Linked DNA regions of Homo sapiens: region 2 is linked to region 1. The links are chromatin contacts, found by Hi-C in ENCODE. All regions are on one chromosome and are shown on one strand. The core of a region is the stretch at or near the end of the contact, and the rest is flanking DNA. Distances in the headings are between cores, read along the strand shown.

Region 1 (6,852 bases), core at 4,353-6,852:
AGAGTGACACATACTCTGTCCCCTACCCAGAAAGCCCTTCTGCCCTCCCTGGCTTAGTTAAGACTTAAACTTTAAGGTTCTTCTTTATTTTTACTTCCTTCTCAAACTTCCCTAAATAGTAGGTAGTAGTGCATTCCAACCTTACATTTATTTGTGGGATTTAGATTGTTTTTCTCCCCAATTCAGACATAAGCTCTATGAAGGCAGGCTTCATGTCTTTTTTTTTTTTTTTTCTCACCATTTTTTTCTTTAATTCGTGGCAAACAAATGAATGTAGTACAGACCATGAAGGCTGAATCATCATGAAAAAATGTTTTCTCTCAGTATTAATAATAAAAGTAATGTAAATTAAAATGGTAAAGTACTTACTGATTTTTCTGAGGCTGAATGCAATTGTATTTCTCTCCAATATATAATATAAGCATACCTCAGAGATATTGCAGATTCAGTTCTAGACCACCACAAGGAAGTGAATATTGCAACAGAGCAAGGCACATGAATGTTTTGGTGCATATAGGAGTTATGTTTACACTATTCTGTAGTACTATTAAGTATCCAACAGCATCATGTCTAAAAAACAATGCACATACTTTAATTTTAAAATACTTTATTGCTAAAAAATGCTAATGATTATCTGAGCCTTCAGAAAGTCAATCTTTTAGCTGGCAGAGGGTCTTGCCTTGATGTTGATGGCTGCTGACTGATCAGGATGGTGGATGCGGAAGGTTAGGGTGGCTGTGGCAATTTCTTAAAATAAGACAAGAATGACATTTGCCACATCAATTGATTCTTCCTTTCATGAATGATTTCTCTGTAGTGGACAATGCTGTTAAATAGCACTTTACCCACAGTAAAACTTTCAAAGTTTGGGTCAATCCTCTCAAATCCTGCCACTGCTTTATCAACTAAGTTTATGTAATATTTTAAGTCCTTTGTTGTCGTTTTAACAATGTTCACAGCATCTTCATCAGGAGTAGATTCCATATCAAACAACCATTTTCTTTGTTCATCTGTAAGAAGCAACTCCCCATTCATTCAAGTTTTATCATAAGATTGTAGCAATTCAGTCCCATCTTTAGGATATACTTCTAATTCTCTTGCTCTTTTAACCACTTCTGTAGTTACTTCCTCCACTGAAGTCTTGAAACTTCAAAGTCATCTATGATGGGGGGAATCAACTTCCAATATCCTGTTAATATTGATATTTTGACCTCCTTCCACAGACATTCTTAATGGCATCTAGAATGATGAATTCTTCCCAGAAGGTTTTCAATTTACTTTGCCCAGATCCATCAAAGGAATCACTATGGTAGTTATAGCCTTAGAAAATATTTCTTTCTGTTTTTTTTGTTTGAGACAGAGTCTCATTCTGTCACCCAGGCTCGAATGCAGTGGCGTGATCTCAGCTCACTGCAACCTCTGGCTCCAGGGTTCAAGCGATTCTCCTGTCTCAGCCTCCAAGTGATTACAAGTGCCCACCACCATGCCCAGCTAATTTTTTGTATTTTTTTTTAGTAGAGACAGGGTTTCACCATGTTGGCCAGGCTGGTCTTGAACTCCTCAAGTGAGCTACCGGCACCTGACCTAGAAAATGTATTTCTTAAATAATAAGTCCTGAAAGTCAAAATTACTCTTTGATCCATGGCTGCAGAATGGATGCTGTATTAGGCATGAAAGCAACATTTATCTCCTTGTACATCTCCATTAGACCTCTGCAGTGAACATTCACATGTCAGTGGGCAGTAATACTTTGAAAGGAATCTTTTTTTTTTTTTTTTATTTTCCTGAGCGTTAGGTCTCAAAAATAGGCTTAAAACATTAAGTAAACCATGCTATAAACAGATGTGCTGTCATCCAGGCTTTGTTGTTTCATTTATAGCACAGAGGCAGAGTAGATTTAGCACAATTCTTATGGGCCCTAGGATTTTCACAATGAGCATTGACCTCAACTTAAAGTCACCAACTGCGTAAGTCCTTAACAAGACAGTCAGTTTGTTCTTTGGAGCTTTGAAGCCAGGCATTGATTTTACTTCTCTAGCTATGAAATTCCTAGCCAGCATCTTCTTCCAATAGAAGGCTGTTTTGTCTACATTGAAAATCTGTTGTTTAGTGTAGCCACCTTTATCAGTGACTTAGCTACCTCTGGATAATTTGCTCCAGTTTCTACATCAGCATGTGCTGTTCTACCTTGCACTTTTATGTTACTTAAATGGCTTCTGTCCTTGAGCCTCTTGTCTTCTGCAGCTTCCTCATCTACCTCAAGCTTTGTGGAACTAAAGAGAGTTAGGGCCTTAGTCTGGATTGGGCTTTGGCTTAAGGGAACATTGTGGCTGGTTTGATCTTTTATTCAAACCACTCAGATTTTCTCCATATAAAAAATAAGGTTGTTTCACTTTCTTATTTGTGTGTTCACTTTTAATTTTCTTCAAGACTTCTCCCTTTGCATTCACAACTTGGCTAACTCTTTGATGCAAGAGGCCTAGCTTTTGGCCTACATCAATTTTCTACATGCCTGCCTCTCTCAGCTTAACCATTTCCAGCTTTTGATTTAAAGTGAGAGACATGAGACTCTTTCTTTCACTTGAACACTTAGAGACCATTGTAGGGTGAATAATTGGCCTAGTTTCAATATTGTGTCTCAGCTAATAGGGAGGCTCGAGGAGAGGAAGAGAGTCAAGGGAATAACTGGTGGTCGATGGAGCAGTCAGAACACACAAAACATTGATTAAGTTCACCATCTCATATGGGCATGGTTCATGAAACCCCAAAACAATTACAATAGTAACATCCAAGATCACTGATCACAGAACACCCTAAGAGAGATAATAATAATGAAAAAGTTTGAAATATTGCAAGAATTACCAAAATGTGACACAGGAACACAAAGTGAGCAAAGGCTGTTGCAAAAATGGTACCGGTAGACTTTCTCATCACACGGTTGCCACAAGCCTTCAATTTGTAAAAAAAACGCAGTGTCTGCAAAGAGCAACAAAGCAAAGTATGATAAAACTAAATATGCTTGTACATAACAGTATCTGAAATTCCTAGTGATTGCTTTAAAATGTATTAAAATACATCAGATAATGAATATTTATGGATTTGACTATCAGCTACTTCCCAGTATGTTGCCTTCTCTTGTCAAAGCATGAAATTCATTTTGAAAAACATTCATTAACCACCTATTCTGTGCTAGTCACCAGTAATTTTGTTGAACAATAGAAAGAAGGCATAAAATTAATGTTGAGGCCCTTTTTTAAAAATTTATAATTGTTTTGCAACCAGATTACCTTGGTATGAATTTTATAGCACTGGCAAAAGCACAGTCTCTCTCAAGTTAAGCATCTTTCAGTATATTTGTAATATGAAGAACTTGATAAACCCTCACTCTAAAACCCAAGACTGAACAACGTCCTTAGATAATCCACGTTTACATTGGCAGTGGCCTAGAAGCTGTTTTGTTGATGAAGTCTCTCCTTTTCCTGGATGTTCTCATGAAGGAGGCAACAAATAAAAGAACACAGGGTTTGATGCCAAGCAGATCCACATTCAGATCCTCATTCCGCCACTGTCTAGCAATGTAATAAGGAGAAAGTTGCTTAATTTCTACAAACTTAAAGCTACCTTATAGAATTGTTGATAGGATTAAAATGGTTAACACATACTAGATGTTTACCATCATGCATGACATGCTCAATAAACTCTCATTGTCATCACCACCACCAACATATTCTTTATTTTTAGTTTGGGGACTGGACACTGATTGTATTCTTTGGCTTATGAAATATTAATAACACTATGATGTGCACAGATTAGAAGGATCTTAGATTTATGGGTGATGATGGTTGTTATGTGAAAGTAGAATGTTTTAAAAGCTTATTTATTTCACTATTAAATTCAGATGTCATATGACCTTTTTGATGTTTGAGAAAAGATTTGTAGCATCTCTGAATACTGGCCCTCTTTTCTCCCATGTAATGTTGATGAAATTGCATCCTTATCCAGGAATGTTTTTTTTTCCCCCAATAGGTGGGCCCCAGCGAGCCAGAGGAAGTGTTATTGGAAATATTAATGATGTTGAATTTGGAATTGCTTTCCTTAATGCCACAATAACTGATAGCCCTAACTCTGATACTAGAATAATACGTGCCAAAATTACCAATGTACCTCGTAGTCTTGGTAAGTCTTTGCCTCAAGCCTCTTTTTAAAAACTTATATATTATTCTTCATCTTATTACTTCCATTAAAGTTCTAGAGAATGCTACTACTAACTCATAAGTATGGTAAGCTTTTAAACAAACATACATGAGGTACTGGTATTTGTTTCTGGTATTCAACATTATTTAGAATTCATCCTTGTGAATAATATGCTATGAAGACAATAAAATAGACTAAAAATTTTGCTATCACCTTATTTATCCTTTTTTTTCTTTAGGTTCAGCAATGAGAAAGATAGTTTCTATTCTAAATCCCATTTATTGGACAACAGCAAAGGAAATAGGAGAAGCAGTCAATGGCTTTACCCTCACCAATGCAGTCTTCAAAAGAGAAACTCAAGTGGAATTTGCAACTGGTTAGTGTCAGCTGAATTTAATATTCTATTACTATAAAAAGTGCCATGAAGATAGGTGATTAAGAAAAATACGTGTTCCCACATAGAATAATTTGAAACTTTTTACGCAATCTTATAAGTGATATAAAAGCAATTTCATGTTTTCCTGTAAACTTGTACTAACATAAGATCATAAGAGGTCATGTGTTCTCAAGCAGTCATTTTATACCCTAAAAGTTTTTCTCCTCTCCTCTTTTCTTCTTTTTAAAAATATTTTCTCTTTAAATCCATAGAGAGGATATTAAAGACCAAACAAAGAAGGAAAATGAGTTACTGTTATTAATTAAAGACCTTCTTTGTCTTTAAACCAAGATCCAATTAGGATACTTTATAGCAGTTCTTTATGAAAAAGATAGAAACAAAGCAAACCTAAAGGCTTTTCACTCATCCCTAGTCTTAAGGAGTATGGGTTAGCTATTCATGACCCTTTCCATGTACATACAGATGTTTAGAGAGCTCCATTTCAAGCCTCTTCACAGTTGGTCAGCCTCAATAGCAGTGACCTTTAAGGAAGAGGGGCTTGAGGACGGCTTATCTTTAATCAACATTTAATCAGTGGAGAAGACAATTGGTTCTTTTCATGGGCATCCACTTACTCAGATGTCCTTTGTTACTTTTTGAAGCATCAGAAAGAACAAAGCACTGTGGCCAGACTAGTGGTTTTTGCCAGTCACAGACAATTCATTTTTATAAGAGTGCTTTGTTATTGCCTGTGAATTTAAAGTATGAAATTCGTGTAACCGTTTGCCACATTTTTGCTACATAAAAAGAAATGTTAAAAGAAACTGAATTCAATAAACCTAACTCTTTAATTGGGAGGTTAAGTGCTATTTCAGTTCTCATCATCTATACTTATTCAAGTTTGAACTCAAAAAGCATAGCTGAACTGGTATGTAAGGTAAATCTGCTCTGTGCTTACAGAAACCATATTTTTTTGCTGTCAAAATGAATGTCTTGTAATTCCCAGGAGAAATCTTGCAGATGAGTCATATTGCCCGGGGCTTGGATTCCGATGGTTCTTTGCTGCTAGATATCGTTGTGAGTGGCTATGTCCTACAGCTTCAGTCACCTGCTGAAGTCACTGTAAAGGTAAAATGCCAGGATAACTTGTCTTTGCTGCTTATTAGAGTAATGATGAGTGAAAGGTCCATAGAATGAGCACAGATAACTTGTTCACTCTGTGGGGGAAAATGTCCAAACTACCAAGGCTATAAATAACTATCTGATCTTTGTTTAAAAATCTTCAGGGACAAGTTTTTACAAACTCTCTTAATGGTTTTACCACCCTCCCTATCAGGACCAAGATCAAATACTTGATGTAAGGCATTTGTTTAATTTTCTTTAGACAAAGAGGATAGTAATTCTTGCATAAACGTTTTTGTGTATCATCCATAAAATATTTCAGAAATTAAAGGATAACAATCGCCCTTTCACATCTTTGTTTATTCATGACCTATAACTTTGAGTCTCTTATTAAACTGAAATTTATGACAGCAAAATTATGAAACAACTATGTTATAATTAAAGGGTTCAAACTTTATGTTATTTCCTGAACACTACTGTACAATTATTATACAAGTTTTATTAGCCCCTATACATTTTCTCATGAAGGAGGCAATAAATAAAAGAACATAGTGTTTGATGCCAAGCAGATCCACATTCAGATCCTCATTCCGCCACTTTGTACCAATGTAATGATGAGAAAGTTGCTTAATTTCTACAAACTTATTTTTCTAGTCTGCAAACTATGGCAATTTAAAGCTACCTTATAGCTTTAAGGTATTAAAGCTATAGGTATTAAATTAGGATTAAAAGTTAACACATATTAAATGTTTACCATCATGCATGATGTGTGTTTTTTAGCTCCTAATCCTTTTTCCCCGCTCATTCTGCATTTCATAGTCCCCTTAAGGGAAAAAAATTAGTATGAGCCATATTGATCTTCAAATCCACATTGTTCTCCTTAGGATTACACAGAGGACTACATTCAAACAGGTCCTGGGCAGCTGTACGCCTACTCAACCCGGCTGTTCACCATTGATGGCATCAGCATCCCATACACATGGAACCACACCGTTTTCTATGATCAGGCACAGGGAAGAATGCCTTTCTTGGTTGAAACACTTCATGCATCCTCTGTGGAATCTGACTATAACCAGATAGAAGAGACACTGGGTTTTAAAATTCATGCTTCAATATCCAAAGGTAATTTGATAAAAGAAAATCCATATCTTTATGCCATC
Region 2 (6,852 bases), core at 1,536-4,035, 50 kb before region 1:
CAATGGAAGAATCTTAAGGAGAAATATTTTACAGCCAGATTTCGTTTCCAAAAAATCCCTCTGACAGAGTGACAGAGTGAAAAATGAATTGAAGAGGCTGCTGTATTCATACAGCCTGTAAATGCAGGGGCCTGGTCTAGCATGTGGCAGGGGGAGGGGGAGAGCGGGGAGAAAGAACTCAGGAGCAGAATCACAGACTGGTGCATTTCTGGATGAAGAAAATGAAGGAGAAAAACAACAATGATATTCTTAGTGGAATTCTTAAAGAACAGCCTGCCTTTAATAAAGTTGAAGAGTTTATAAGAATAATAATTTCTCAAAACAGATTTGAAAACTGGCTTAGAAGAAAGATGAGAAGTTTTAGCATTTCAGCATATGTTGAAAATTAATTCCATTAAACTCTGAAAAGTTCTTCACTTGAAGCAGTGCTACCACTCAGAATGCAAACATCTTAACTTGGGGAAATATTCTTTATTTAATTCTATCCATGTGGTGGGAGGTATCATGGTATAGTGGTTCTGAAAAGTCCAGTGTGGCTAGACCACTGAAAACAAGGGACAGCATATTACAAAATAGGGGGTTTTCATAGGGCCAGGTCATAGAGCACTTTTTTGACCACATTAAGAAGTCTGCTTTTTATCCTGTAACAATGAGAAATCATTCAAAGTTCTAAAAACGGAATAACAAATAGAACTACAGTTTGAGAAGAGCACTCTGGCTATAAAATGCAAGGCTACTTGGACCAGGACAAGAATGGATTCCGAGAGACCAGTATAAGGAATTGTGTTTGGCTGTGAATTACAGAGTTGAAATATGGTGGGTTAAACACAGTACTTCTGTTTTTCTCACTGGGATGGCTGGAGGTAGGCAGTTGTTGGATTGGTTCAGCAGTTCAAATATTTTCAGTTCTTTTGAACCTTTACAACATGGTTGTTTGGTGATCAATGCAGTATCTGCTCACCCCTAGCATAACTAGATGCTGTTCTAGATGCAACAATAGAGCAGGAAACTAGGAAGGGCAAAGTGTTGCCCCTTTAGAAAAGAATTAAGACTTTCTTACAAGCCCCACAAAACCACATCCACCTACATCTCATTGGTCAGAATTGTCATATACCACTCCATCCACTCCATCTACTCTCTGCTAAAGAGGCTAGGAAATGTAATTTGTTTAGCACATTGACAATCCCAACAAAATTTGAGTCTGTTAATCAGAAAGAAATCAGTAATTTTGGGTAGGCACCTACAACTAGGAAGAAAAAAAAAACATTAAGTAAATGGTATTGTAGCTCAAATTAGAGTGAGGGAGATGAGAGAAAAAGGTGTATTCTGGAAATAAGTACAGTGGAAGTATTAGGACTTGGTTGTAGACTGGGACACAAGGGAGTGATGAAGAAGGTATCAAGCATGACTCTTAGTTTCTGGCTTATGTGACTAATTGGTAAATTCATCACTTAGATGCAGAAAATACTGGAAAAAAACAAGTTTTGAGAAATAAGGCAATAGGTTCAGTCTGAATACATGTTGAGTTTTAAGTGATTTTCAAACATCCAAATGGAGATGTTTATTTGATAATTGCATTTATGAATCTGGAGCTCAGAAGAGAGTCTAGGCTGGAAATATAAATTCTGGAGTTATTGGAGTATAGACAACTCTTACTCTGCCCGAAGTACAAGACATATGGACAAAACACAGAGTAAAATAGTTCACAATCACTTAACACAGGTAAGATCTGGACAGTCTGGGGTTTGAACTACACAAGAGCATGTTAATACTGTTACTGCTGCTACTATTTTAAATCCAGTGATTATAAACTTTGGGGTGGGGGCAGTGAGCATGCCTTATTAATCTTTGTATTCATGATGATTGACATATACTAAATAACCGAGAAGTAAGAGGAGTAAATAATTGACTATGGCAAACCAGGAATTAGATAAGTGTTTTGAGTAGTACAAACAACTTGATACGAAAATGAAAAAGCATAGACATTTTATAATTAGTTCAGAGAATCAATAAATGATTTATAGTTTTCACAAATGAACTTGAGGACAATGTAACCGTGATGGTACTTGGGCATTCTCAGTTGCGGGACTATGAGGAGCAAGAAAGGACGAAGCTTGTTGAGAGATTTGAAGTCTAGGTTACATATAAGTATGTTAAAATTAAATAATGACAAAGATAGATCTAGACCATATTGTGGAAGTCTTGGAAACCATGATGAGTTTTTATTTAATCCAGTAAGCAACATGGAGCCATTAAAATCTTTTAAGCAGAAAATCTTAGATTAATATTAAACTGCACTTCAGAAAATGTATTTTGACAGCAATATGTAAGATAGATAGAAGTAAAAAGAGGTCATGTGGGACAGTGGTGTAGAAATGCTGACTTCATTATAATCTAAGAAGGAGAACTGACTTAGTATATTATCTTTCTCCAGAAGGAAAACAGAGACTAACAGATGGTAGAAATTTTAGGAAGCAGATTTTAATAATACCAACAGTTGCAGTAAACACTGTAGTAGTAATAAGTTTTTTAAAACCTTTAATTGTAAAATAGATACAGAAACACACAAAAAAGTGTATAATGTATCTCACTGACGCCACACACTGATCCTATTAGGTAAATAATGTTGGTATCCCCATTTTAGAGATTTGCTCAAATCCATGAAACTAATAATTGTTGACACCAGCATTAAAACTCAGACTCCAGATCTTCTGCTATGAGTCACTGTTCTAAACTATGTGCCTTATTAAAGAAAAAAGAAAGAAAAACAAACCTGCTAACCCCTGGCGCTGTCCAACAGCTATTTTGGCTGCCTTGTCAAATAGTAAGCTGGAAACTTGAACTATGAAAGTGTCATAGAAAACGCAAATGGTCATCATAAGGGGAATGTGTTTTAAAGGAATTACCAAAGTTGGGAGTAGTTAGACTAAAGAACCTTAAATGTTTCTTCCCAGTGTTTAGATTGTTTGACCTTCTCTTGAGAAAGGTAATTTTAGAAGTATAAGTAACAAAAGAGGAAGTTACTCCCATCCAGACATAACAAATGTGTTTTATACAGAAATTATCTCCAAATGTAACTATTTTTTCTTCTGCTTAGTCATTGTTTCCTCTCAAAGTTCTGCATGGAAAAGATGATAGCAAAATTCCACAGTATTCACGCATTGTTTTTGTAGAAACTATTGGTATTTAAAGATACAAAAACATAATAATATGCTAAGTCCCTCTAAAAAAAAAAGTGGTACAAGCTGCGTTTGGTTTTTATTGTTTTCAAATCTTTCAGTCAAGTGAGACTGTTCTAATTAACTGAGTTTGAACTGTTGTTCAATAATTGCATGGTAATGAATTGCCATTTACTTCATTATCTCTCATAGGCATGATCCATCCCTTTTGAAAGTGTGTCAATGAGAAATGGTAATGACATCTAGGAATTATTTCACTTTCCTTGTTCTAATCAATTTTTATCATGTGAATGTGAATTTGTGTTGGATTTTCAAGTTTTTCTAACGAGCAATATTTTATGAAACTGTGGGTTTATTATTATTTTTGATTCCCTTTAAATAGAACCACCTCACATTAATGGATCTGAAGAACATGAAGAGATATCAGTAATTGTTAATAACCCACTTGAACTTACCTGCATTGCTTCTGGAATCCCAGCCCCTAAAATGACCTGGATGAAAGATGGCCGGCCCCTTCCACAGACGGATCAAGTGCAAACTCTAGGAGGAGGAGAGGTTCTTCGAATTTCTACTGCTCAGGTAAGTGTCAAAGTTCATAGAATTATTTTAGGTTAGGTCAAACTTCTCACTTGCTAATATATGAGATTTGTTAAATTATGTCTTTGAATCCTTATATATCACAGATCTGTGTAACTGGAGCAGGATGGATTAGTCCTATGATATGCATGATTGGGTAACTTGATTAAAAGGAAGACAAAGCAGTATCATATTAAACTCCGAAGAAAGCAAGATACCTTTCCATTAACTTTTGCAAGTTTTCACAGTGCTATAAGTGTTAGTATATTTCCCAAAGTTCTTAATTTATACTATGTACCCCTTAATGGAACTGGCAAAAAGCAATCCAACATGCATATATATAAGGTTTCAAAGAGCACTTTTGATCTCCAAAATGAACTAGCCGATATGGAAGTCTGAAGAGACACAATTTTTCAAATAATGATCAGTTTAATAAAATTGACTTGGTTTAGTTTATGTTTAAGAAAACTGATCTGAAATGTGAATATATTAAAAGAGAAGTATGTCTGGGATGTCTTATTGTAGCAATCTTCTATTCTACTAGTAAAGGCAAACCTTATGTTACAATTATTCTCCATCTGAGCCCTAATGCCATCATTTATAAACTGGGGATAAAAGTAATAATCATGCCTCATTCATACACTGAGGGATTTAAAGAAATAATCCAACATGATGTGCTTAGACTGGTGCCACAGGCATGTAGTAAATGCTTTCAAAAAAAGACTTAGGATTGTTCCTGCTGTTGCTGTTGTTACCATAATCATCATTCCTCTGAATGTAGAATAACAAATTATTTGATCATATTTTGTTGCATTTTTCACTGAGAATGGAAGAAAGGGAACTGGAAGAAAAGAGCTAAGAGTTATAAACTCTCTACTATGTCCTGTTGTGTTCATCTCTGTGCTATCTATCCCACCCATTCCCCTCATGGCAACTCTGTGAGGCAATGTGTCTATCCCACAAATCCAAAATCAGGTGCAGAGAGATTAAGTACTTATCTGCCAAGTACTCATTGCTGCTCAGTGATGGAGCTAGGCCTCAATCCTTAGTCTGATTCAGAAGCCTAGCCAGTGCATCTCAGCACAGTGCATTTCTAGCATCTTCGAGTGCATACCTTCCATTCCCCTTTTTTCTCTCCATTTCAAACATTACAGTAACTTAGAGTCAGGTTAAACTAAAACCATGTATTGAATCAAAACTCTTGAATGATATAATTTCAACAAACAAAAAGTAGGCAAAAGAATTTGTGACATTAGGAATAGCATGGAGACAGAAAAGTATGTGGAATAGAATCATGAATATAAAAAAAATGACAAATAAAGCTTGAAAGGGAAGTTAAGGCCATTACTGTAGGTCTTAAAGGCAAGAACAAAAAGTCGAGTTATAAGAAAACAAGATGAAGGTGTCATAGAGTGTTAAATGATGGCCAGATTTACCATGTGTTCTAGCTATTGTGGAGAATCCATAAGACCTAAGATATGTGACATGTGTCAGCCTTCAAGAAGTTTCTAGATGTCTAGGGGAGAAAAATGACTGTATACATAAGATACAATTAGATATGAGTCAATAATAGAAACATTAAAAACAATATGGAAGTGGAAAATTAAATATCATTAAGCCCCCAGACTGATTTTGGTTACTCTGCTCCTTTATGTTTTCATAGCAATTTGTATATACTTCTGTAGTAACTCTTACTGCATTATATTTTGCTTATCTCAACTTTGTTTTTTCGTGTATTTATCTGCAACATCTACTTATGCCTGGTACATTATGGATGTGGATGCTTTGCAAATTGCGAATTGTGTGGTATAGACAAGAGTTTCCTAAAACATCTTTTATCAAACACTAGTTCTGTAATTTATCCCAAGAGGGGAGGGGACCACTCTATGACTAATAGATTTGGAAAACTTTATATACTGTACCCTCCTTTTCTTTGTGAGCCATAATGCATGTCCACCTCTGCAAAATCTTCCTCTAAAGATACATGCTTAACTATAATTTTTCTAACATTCTATTAGTAAAACAAGACTTTAGAAACTAACTACAGGTGATGTCTGTGGGTAGCCAGAAGGGCAGAAGTTGTCAGGAAATATTTTGTGGAAAAGGGAACATTTAAGAATAGTCCTGAATGATGGTTCAAGTTTGGCTGAGTCCAGACAAGTGAGGGGGATGATATCAATTGTGAATGAACAGAGTTGGGAGAGAAGAGTTAGTTTTAGAGATTTTAAAGATATGATGAGAAATTCAGAAATTATTCTTAGGAAATGGCACATCATTTTAAAATTCTTAATTGAATAACGATGTAAGTGTTGTTCTTCTAAAATTATATTTAAGTATTTTTCCAAACATTCTAGTCTCAATGTTTTTGAAAGGAGTTTTTGCAGCCTACCAAAAAGTGTTTCCATAACCTCTAAAGTCAGTTTGAATGTAAGAGTTTTTAAAATGCCAATATTCTGGGAATGTTCAAGTAGTAAAATAAATGAGAACAGGATTTTTCTGTTTTTCCAAAATACATTTTTCGCAGTAGTAAGAGCATCTGTTTTCCAGAGTACCCTCTACATGTACACGATCATGGGTTGTGTCTACACAATCTCAAACATATGAATGAACATTAACTTTCCATGGAAACCATGCTTGGTGATTTTTAAAGTAATGATTTTGGTTTTAGTTAGATAATTATAGATCCTGCTGTCAGTCTGACCCTATTTCTCATATTACATAACATAACTGTTTTGTTTCACCATGTATATAAAATGTAGAGTCAAGATGAGATATTATGTGTTTGATTTTAATAACCAGATATTTTGTTTATCTGTTTACTTATTTAACATCTTATTTTCTTGAGAAAGGCTTCGTTTTAACTTTTCAGTCTGCAATTTAAACCCATGAATATTTGTTTCTTCAATGAACATTGAGGATATAGCCTATCACATATGGTTCTAGGTCCTATATATATCTGCCTTTTTAGATATCATTAAATATACTTAACGTACAAACATTCTTAAATCGATACCAAAATCCTGTTAAAACATAGGTTTGCATATAATGTAGATACCAAACAATGCTTTCTATCAGAGTGCTAATCGTAGTGTTAAAC

Evidence for each region. Hi-C counts contacts between places; a loop is a spot of excess contacts on that map. Pooled maps may share reads with other maps.
Region 2: a loop to region 1 is called in a map of mammary epithelial cell, with 6 times the contacts of the local background. The contact joins two enhancer-like sites. A Hi-C loop is called at or near these places in 4 of 168 maps with a recorded cell type or tissue (GM12878, GM18951, ascending aorta and 1 more), 1 of 37 single-sample maps with no recorded cell type and 2 of 50 pooled maps.

Annotation. Positions count from the first base shown.
Region 1 is chr1:186,147,174-186,154,025 of GRCh38, forward strand. HMCN1 (hemicentin 1) reads left to right here. Exons shown (of 107, transcript NM_031935.3): 94 at 4,027-4,176; 95 at 4,433-4,570; 96 at 5,577-5,698; 97 at 6,577-6,814. Among named protein-coding and RNA genes, the nearest start is that of PRG4, 150 kb to the right of the region's middle. RefSeq lists a silencer at 5,671-5,871. Within about 2 kb of position 5,603, at least 3 of the 41 ENCODE cell types and tissues checked have a DNase peak (open chromatin) inside an H3K27ac peak, as active enhancers do.
Region 2 is chr1:186,099,911-186,106,762 of GRCh38, forward strand. It overlaps HMCN1 (hemicentin 1), which reads left to right. Exons shown (of 107, transcript NM_031935.3): 69 at 3,562-3,758. Among named protein-coding and RNA genes, the nearest start is that of PRG4, 190 kb to the right of the region's middle. Within about 2 kb of position 2,786, at least 3 of the 41 ENCODE cell types and tissues checked have a DNase peak (open chromatin) inside an H3K27ac peak, as active enhancers do.